Regions from separate parts of the Homo sapiens genome. Here region 2 is linked to region 1. Evidence: read pairs that join two places in POLR2A ChIA-PET (ENCODE). Cell type or tissue: CD4-positive, alpha-beta T cell. All regions are shown on one strand. Each heading gives the region's core, and the rest is flanking DNA. Links, peaks and the distances in the headings are about the cores only.

Region 1 (4,397 bases), core at 249-4,248:
CTGGATTACCAAATTTAGGTATTTATGTATGAAATCCATTTTAGACAGTTCCTAAGTATTTGGTGATTGATTACCTATGACAGATACTGCTTTGGAATTCTTACTGATATCTTGTTACCAACTTTTCTTAACTTGGCTGACATAAATTAGAACTTTGAACACTTTCAAATTGTGTTTCAAATTAACACTTAGAAGTCTTTTTACAATTAAATTTTTTTTACTGTTTTATAGGTACACATTTCAAAAAGTTTGTTAAGCTCTGTCTATGCTTGTAGATACATATGCCAAAAAGTGTATTAAACTCTGAGAAGTGATATAGTCCATTTGTAAAAGGAAGTATTAAAATAATAACTAACCAATGCTTTGGACTAGTTGGGAATAGGGGATTTATGTCTGGCTTTGGCAGTTGTATAGTTCTTTGTTAATGTGGAAAGTTTATGGTTGACCATATACATTATGTTCTGTGCATTGTCCTTCTTTGTTGACTTTCTTCTCTGTTTTCTACTCTATTCTTTCTCCACCTTCCTCCCCCTTACAGGTAGAGGGTGCAGAGATTGTGATCAGTAGCATGTGGTATATTTCTTCTTATTACAGAGGCAAATCAGGACAGTGTTCAATGTGAGTAAGGGAGTTTATTCATAGTTGAAAAATTCAATTTAAAAATATCTGATGCCATGTGAAAGACACTTTGGTGGGGGAGGGTTAGGTGTTTTTGAAAAGAAAATTATTCTTGGTGGAGGCCGTGGTGGCTGATCATGAAGAAGCTGCAGCCATGTGCGGTGGTGCATGCCTGTAGTCCCAGCTACCCGGAAGGCTGAGGTGGGAGGATCACTTAAGCCCAGGAGTTTGAGGCTGTAGTGTGTGATCATCATGCCTGTGCATAGCCACTGCACTCCAGCCTGGGTGACATAATGAGACCCTGTCTCTAAAAAATAAAAAAAAAGAAGCTGCAAAGATGACAAAGCTCCAGTCTCCTGGAGCTTACAGCATATGCCCCCCATCTCCCCTTCTTTCCCAAGCTGAAATGACTGCCATCCTGGAGAGGACCTCTGTCGAGGGCTCAATCTGCTCCTCTTGCGGGGCTTTTGCTCATTCTTCGGTTCTGAGAGGCTGGCTAGCTAAAGTGAGGACTAAAACAGGACTACATTTTGAGATTGTTCTTTCCAGTAGTAGAGTGGTTAAATAGTTCCATCAGCTTGTGCATTTCCTTCCTTATCTAGTGAAATACTTTGAAGAACATGATTTTGGACAGTGGTGGGTCTTTCCCTGGGCACATTCTGTAATATTTTCTTAATTCTTCATTTCAAGCTACAAGTGAGCCCAAATTCTTGGGAATGGATTAATGACAAAAATACATACTCAGTCTTGTATAATTGTTAAGAATTCCTTCTTAGCTGTGATTTTTTTTTTCGTGGAAAAGTCTTAGATGCCTAAATTTTATGTCACAGCTAAAACAAGCCATGTGGTGTGCTGATAAGGGTAATTTAACACCAAGTTAGCACAGGTGACACCATATGTTGCTGATTACTGACTTCTCCTTAAGGGTGTTCTTGAATTTTGTACTTGAAGTGTTTAATGATTTGATTTCTCCTTTTAAAATTAAGTATGTCTGTGAATAAGGCCAGGCGTCCCATGTAATCATGCCTGTAATCCCAGCACTTTGGGAGGCTGAGGCGAGTGGATCATGAGGTCAGGAGTTTGAGACCAGCCTGGCTAACATAGTGAAACCCCGTTTCTACTAAAAATACAAAAAATTAGCTGGGCCTGGTGGTGGGCGCCTGTAATCCCAACTACTTGGGAGGCTGAGGCAGGAGAATCGCTTGAACCTGGGAGGCAGAGGTTGCAGTGAGCCAAGATCGTGCCACTGCACCCCAGCCTGGGCGACAGTGCGAGACTCGGTCTCCAAAAAAAAAAAAAAAAAAAAAAAAGTGTATCTGTGAATAGAGAACTTGCCTTTCAAACCAGCATAGCTGTTCTTCAAGGGATTATCTCAAGCTATGAAAATGAAAGGGTTGTTTTAAAATTTATATGAAGATGTTGAGTGAACCCTGATATATAGTTTAGATTCTAGATTTTGCTGCAACGAACAGAAAACCTGACTCATTCACAATGTCTTAAACAAGTAAACGGTTATTTTCCTTTTATACCAAGAAGTCCAGAGGTGGGCATTCTAGGGTTGGTCAGTGGCTCAGAGATGCTATCAGAGACCCATGGTGCTGCTGCCTTTCCATTCAGCCATCCTTAGTGATCTTGTCCCTTTGAAGCCTCACGATGGCTGCTCTCCAGTCAGCATTGCATCTGCTTTCCAGGCAGGAAGGAGGAGAAGGGCAGATGGCAAAAGGCACGTACCAGCTGTGCCTGTTCTCTTTCAAAGAGCTTCCTGGAAGCTCAGTTCAGTGACTTCCGCTTACATGTCATTAACCAAAACTGTGTCACATTGCCACCCGTAGCTGGAGACAAGGCTGGGAAATGTAGTTTTGGCCGGGCACGTTGTCACCCTGAACACAATTGGAATTCTGTTGGAAAATATTTTAAAAAGAATTATGTGTCTGTTGTCTCTAAACTAATGGGACTCAGGAGGAATGAAATAAATGAACATTTATTGAAAATCTACACTGGGTGTTTTGCTGGGTTCTTTGAGTGCCTTAGCACTCTGAGAGATCATATACACATTGATGTAAAAGAATAAAGTAAGCTCAGAGTGCACATAAAGAGGTAAAAACACGGGGTTAATTGTATCCTTTGTGGGTGTGTTCTCTCAATTGATTTATTAAGCTTGGAATTAGTTTAAAAACTATCTTGAAACCCAGAAATTATAATGGGAAATTGTGACTAATTTAACCATATTCATATGTTGAAAGCCAGCATTCATAAATGAAGAGTTAGAGAGGATATTTGCAACACAAGTTGAAAAGTCTTAGTATTCATAATAGATTAAAAGCCTCAAATAATATAAAAAAGCTAACCCTATTAAAAAATAAAAAATATGGACAGGTAGATATTTCTCCAAAGACAACATACAGATAGTAAAAAATAAAGTTGGAAACAAATAATTAAATCAGTGCAAATTAAAAAAAAAACACTGAAACATCATTTTTTGATTCCCAGATTGGTAAATATTTTTTAAAATAGATAATAAGGATCTAAGGAGAAAAGGCACTTTTCATATATTTTGATAGTACTGTTGATACCATCACTTTGAAGAACAGTTTGGCAGTACCTGTCGATGTGAAATATACACACCCTTTGATTGTTTAACAAAGGCCGTTTAAACAGGCCCACTTATTGGGACAAATTTTACTTCTTGGGATAAATCATGCATTGCAATTAAATAAAAATGTGGAATAAGCTGAAATGTCCATCAGTAGGGACATGGTTAAATAAATTATGTTATGACCATACAATACAATTATTAACTAGAAAGCTGTTAAGTAACGACTTTGCAAAGTAATATGTATACTCTTTTTGTGACACCATGTCTCTTTCTTTTAAAAAAAATCTATGTATGCATATAAAGGAATCAAGGTAAGAGATTTGGTTATTTTTTACTTTTTATACTTAGGGGTTTGAATTTTTTGCTAGGTGAATTATTCTGTGTGTGTGTTTTGCAAGGATGGATTTCTATTTTTTAACCAGTAATGACTTTTTAAAAAGCAGAATATTCGAAAATAAAAGAACAGGCCACATGTGGTGGTTTTTGCCTGTAATCCCAGCTCTTTGGGAGGCCCAGGCAGGAGGATCACTTGAGCCCAGAAGTTCGGGACCAGCCTAATCAACATAGTGAGACCTCATCTTTATAAAGACATTAGTCGAGCTCAGTAGTGCATGTTCCTAGTCCCAGCTACTGGGCGGACTGAGGTGGGGGGATTGCTTGAACCCAGGAGGTCGAGGCTGCAGTGAATTGTGATTGTATCACTGCGCTCCAGCCTGGGCAACAGAATAAGACCCTGTCTCAATGTGAATAAATAAGATACTGTATAAATTCATGATTCTCATAATGCCAAAATTCAGATAGCGATTTTTATGACTTGTTTTCTGGGAGAGGTTGGGGAGCAAATGATATGGCGGGGAGAAAGTCTGGAATAATGAACAATCTGAATTCTAGAATATTGGAAAAGAAATGCTGTCTTCTTTTTTTCAATTACCTAGTACTCACCTGCATCAGTCAGGATAGGCTAGGTTAAATTGCAATAACAGGTAACTCTTAAATCTCAGAGGCTTTTAACCCAAAGATTTATTTCTCACTCATGGTCGTTGATTCTTGAGAGTTCTGTGTGATAGGCTAACTGAGGCTCTACCAACTTGAGCATTTCCACTCACCATGATAGGGGAAAAGATTTGGCAGGTCCTGCACTGGCTTTTAAAGACTTCTGTCACCCAGAAGTGACACACGTTTC
Region 2 (4,397 bases), core at 144-4,143, 80 kb before region 1:
CAACTGTAAGAATTGTAAGGGCAAAAAGAGTAGAAAGTCCTGCCTTCAATATCTGGTGCCTCTTGGGATGCACTGGAAAAATTCTAATTGACACTGAATAGGGAGAGAGCAGCGTCTACTCCCAAACTTGTGATGCTTTCTCTAGCACACACAGAATTCTTTTGGATAGATAGGATGTGGTAGATACACTCTTAAAGTGGGTTCTTGAAAACCCATTTCTCAGAATTTGCCAGGGTTCAATGCTACATAGACAGTGGTTAAGAACTTTCCAGACCAGAGGACCATGAGATGTGTGAATCATCACTTTCCACTACCAAAGATCACACAAAATGCTGGGCATTAACCCACAAGTTCAGAGAATGCCGTTGTTGCAACTGGAGAATCCAGCTGACTTGAGTTAGGGTACAGAGACTGAGAACTGGGTGTGGGAGCATGGCCTTTAGCAGTGGGATATCAGAAAAAGGGAAACACAGTCTCTGGCTCAGGCAGTAGTGAACTTGGGGAGGAAGGTGCAGTCTGAGGTATCAAATTGCAAGGGCACAAGAATTAGATTACAATGGAAGTGAAGATCAGAAAGATTCCTGAGACTGTGGTATGCAGAGAGGGGAACTTACTGTGGAGTCCCGTGGTCTGGTCCAAGGACAATTTGAGAGCTGTTTAAGATGTTACTGATTGAAATTCCTCTCCCCTCACCCACTAAAAAACACTGCTGGAAGGTTTTCAGTTCTTTCAAAACTGTTCTGAGAGATCTCACTAGAAAGATATGGAGAATATCAGAAACCTTTAAATTTGTTTGGGGGAAAAATAATGCAAAGAAAATTGCATATTTCTATGAAATACAGTTCTAATTCTAGAGAGTAACTTCATTGTCAACGAATGTTTTGTGGTTTTTATAAACTTCCAAGTAAATAAACTCTTCTGGTATTATTTATTATTGTTGTTATTTTAGTTTTTGAGACAGAGTCTCGCTCTGTCACCCAGTCTGGAGTGCAGTGGTGCCATCTTGGCTCACTGCAACCTCTGCCTCCCAGGTTCAAGCAATCCTCCCACATCAGCCTCCCAAGTAGCTGGGATCACAGATGCATGCTGCCATGCCCAGCTAATTTTTGTATCTTTTGTAGAGACAGGGTTTCACCATGTTGCCTGGGCTGGTCTCAAACTCCTGGGCTCAAGCAATCCACCTCCCTCAGCCTCCCAAAGTGCTGGGATTATAGATATGAGCCACTGTGCCAAGCCTGTATTATTATTATATATACCTGGCTAAGGTGAGCAATATCTATTTGAGTCCAGGTCTACATTTCTGGAGTAGGCAAACCCAAGCAAACAGTTCTGTTGCAGAATTCTTTTCTAAAAGTTTTTAAAGGGCTTTTTTTTTTGTTTTGTTGGCCTAAATATGCACTTATTCATCTACATAATAACATAATAACTTGTAGACAAAATAATCACCTGGTGACTTTGTCTACAGGAAAACAAATCATGAATAGTTCTGTTTTCATGTTGACACACTCCTGATAAAGGAAAGATATTGGGGACTAGAGTGAAGGCAGCTCAGTTGATACACTAATGTCTCATTCAAAGAAAACGGAAGCTGGAAAATGTGGACTGTGACTTCATTACATGAATGAAGTATGGTAGTTTAGGGGGAAGAGGTGAGGATATTTGCCCTGTTTCTCATTGCTATAGCACACACTGGTTCTGGAATCCTAGCAAAGCTCCCTGTAGGTCACCACGCCCTCTCCGACCCACAGGAAGTCACCACCTTTTCTTTGCATCATAAATTATTTAGCAAACTATTCACAAAAGCAAAAAATTATAAACTTCCATGAAAATTATTTTGAGCTCTGAATGATTATATCCAAATCAATATTATTTTATTGTACATGATATTCTTAAAAGGTAAAGCTCAGCTGAAGCTTCAACTAGTTGATTATTTGGCATTTTGAGAAGTCAGGGAATACCAGAGACAGCCTCTTGCTTTACACCACTAACCCTGAGACAGCCGCAGCCACTTCCTGGGTGAGGTTTCCTGAGGCCACTCCTTTAGGCCCATGACTGAAACATGATGTCCTACACCCTGGAAAGGGGGCATGGCCGCACTTTGGCACATCTGCCCAATTTGAATGCTCCCGAAATGTTAACAGCTGCAGCTGGGCCTGCCAAGGGGCTGCTTTAGTGACACAAAAAGCCATTCATTATAGTTCTCAATGCAATTTGTGATGTTTTAGTTCTTCTGTTGTTACTGTTATTCTTGAAGGTTGCTTCTTGTTTGGAGCACTGGTTAAAACAGGGATGTCTTTTCCTTAGACCAAAATTATTTTGTGCACACAGACAGTAGTATATAAGTACATTAAATATTCCTTTGGCACAAATGATCTTCCAGATGGAATGAAAACACCTGAGCTATTCAATACAAACCCACATTTTTCATGTGACATACCATGTCTTATATTTTAGTGTTGTATCCTTCAGACTTCAAGTCTTCATCCTGCTTTAAATGTGAAGATTTTTCTTTAATCCAATTTCTTAATGAAACAAGAAACTGTTAGGGAGATAAAAAGTTTAGCATTTTTAAATGTATGTTCCAGGGATATTGATTTATTCACTTTGTACCCCTTGGTGATACAAATGAAAAAAAGAATATCAAGCTAACTTAGAAGTTAGCAGGGGTTTTCCCTCGTAGGATTCTGTGCAATTAATTAGGACAACAGGGAAGCCTTTCATGAAAGTTGTATCTTTGGGCTTACCCTCATGTTCTTTCATCTTAAAATAATATGTTGGTTTCTAATCCCCCTCACCCCACACACACAATGGTGTGGGTTAAAAGCCAATCAAAAAGCAAAGAGGCTTTCTAATATTCAGATTTTAATGTAACATGATGAATCATATTTCTAATTTCAAATTATAGCTTTAATTAAGAGGGGAAATGTCTTTATAAAAGTAAGAGGGGAAATGTCTTTATAAAAATTACCATCTTCAGGCCAGGCACGGTGGCCCATGCCTGTAATCCCAGCACTTTGGGAGGCCAACCGCGGGTGGATCACCAGAGGTCAGGAGTTCAAGACCAGCCTGGCCAACATGGCGAAACCCTGTCTCTACTAAAAATACAAAAAAAGTAGCTGGGCGTGGTGGCTCACGCCTGTAGTCCTGGCTACTCGGGAGGCTGAGGCACGAGAAGGAGGCACGAGAATCACTTGAACCTGGGCTCAGAGGTTGCAGTGAGCTGAGACCATGCCACTGCACTTCAGCCTGGGCAACAGAGTGAGACTCCATCTCAAAAAAAAAAAAAGGTTGCTGTCTTCAAACCACAGTTAATGTTTCGATTAATTTATTTTATTTTTATCTGTCAAAAATATTATTGAGTTCCTAATAGCATCTTAGCAATATGATATATTTTATACTTCTTTTGAGCCCAGTATAAAATGGGGATCTGTTGATGAGGGTCTTGTTAACTAGTGGGAGAAATCGTGTATGAAGACATCATTACCAATCTCTTCTTTGGCATTATAGCAGAAGCTGCGGAGCCTTCTGAAGGACTGTGGTGCTCACTTCTCCAGCTGCTGGGAGTGATGGTGACTGAGCACCTTCAGTGAAGTCCTTCTCCCAGAATTGCCCTCAGTGAAAGACTGCCACCTTGCCCAAGGTCATGCTGCCCCCATGAAAGCAGCCTGTATCAATGACTGGTCGGTTAGGGACAGGGCATAGAGGCCCCAGGCCCTTGCCTTAAGGCAGGGTAACTCAGAGGGGTCGTTCCAGCTCTGAGCACATGGGGAATCACTTGATCAGCTCAACTCCTTCCTCTGCCCAACCCTAAATCCTTCACTCCCCTATAGGTATTTACTCCAAGGGCACTCCCCATTGTGTTTCTTGCAAGCAAATCTCTGTCAGAGTCTGGTTTCTGGGAGAGACCCAGCCACAGTGGCCTTAAATACTTATATAATAGAATTTGGAGGCCCTGGTTTTGTCTTGCTCTGGCCACCATGTTAAGTTACCTCTCTCAGCTTCATTTAGAACTAAAGGTTGGACTAGATCCCCAAAGTAACTTACATCTCTGAAAGTCTATGATGTTTCACAACAAGCACTCGATCTTGATTGCTCTTCTAAAAATCATAACTATTATCAATGGAAAAGAATGTGTAATCAAAATTCAATGACTTGATGGCCGGGCATGGCAGCTCATGCCTGTAATCTCAACGCTTTGGGAGACCAAGGTGGGAGGATCACTTGAGGCCAGGAGTTCAAGACCAGCCTGGGCAACATGGTGAAACCCCCATCTATTAAAAAAAAAAAAAAAAGCCAAAAAATTCAGTAACTTGGATTCGATTACTAGTGTGTCTGGCAATACAAAATAGATTTTCCCACAAAAATCCAAATATCCCTTTGACAAAACAAGATACTAC

What was found. Peaks named below come from ENCODE experiments on the same cell type or tissue, not always from the same donor. Only the 100,000 strongest peaks of a DNase experiment are listed, where the experiment ranks them.
Region 2: POLR2A ChIA-PET joins it to region 1 with 5 read pairs; 4 of 35 experiments call an interaction of 5 or more read pairs at or near these places.

What each region holds. Positions count from the first base shown.
Region 1 is chr13:51,612,283-51,616,679 of GRCh38, forward strand. The region is part of intron 1 of WDFY2 (WD repeat and FYVE domain containing 2); the gene reads left to right. Among named protein-coding and RNA genes, the nearest start is that of WDFY2, 30 kb to the left of the region's middle. RefSeq lists enhancers at 2,104-2,163, 2,194-2,283. In CD4-positive, alpha-beta T cell, for the core only: no CTCF peak of the experiment used is centred there; a DNase peak (open chromatin) is centred at 2,389; H3K4me3 peaks cover 639 bases; H3K27ac peaks cover 696 bases.
Region 2 is chr13:51,532,557-51,536,953 of GRCh38, forward strand. No RefSeq gene overlaps it. Among named protein-coding and RNA genes, the nearest start is that of MIR4703, 18 kb to the right of the region's middle. In CD4-positive, alpha-beta T cell, for the core only: no CTCF peak of the experiment used is centred there; a DNase peak (open chromatin) is centred at 2,035; H3K27ac peaks cover 564 bases.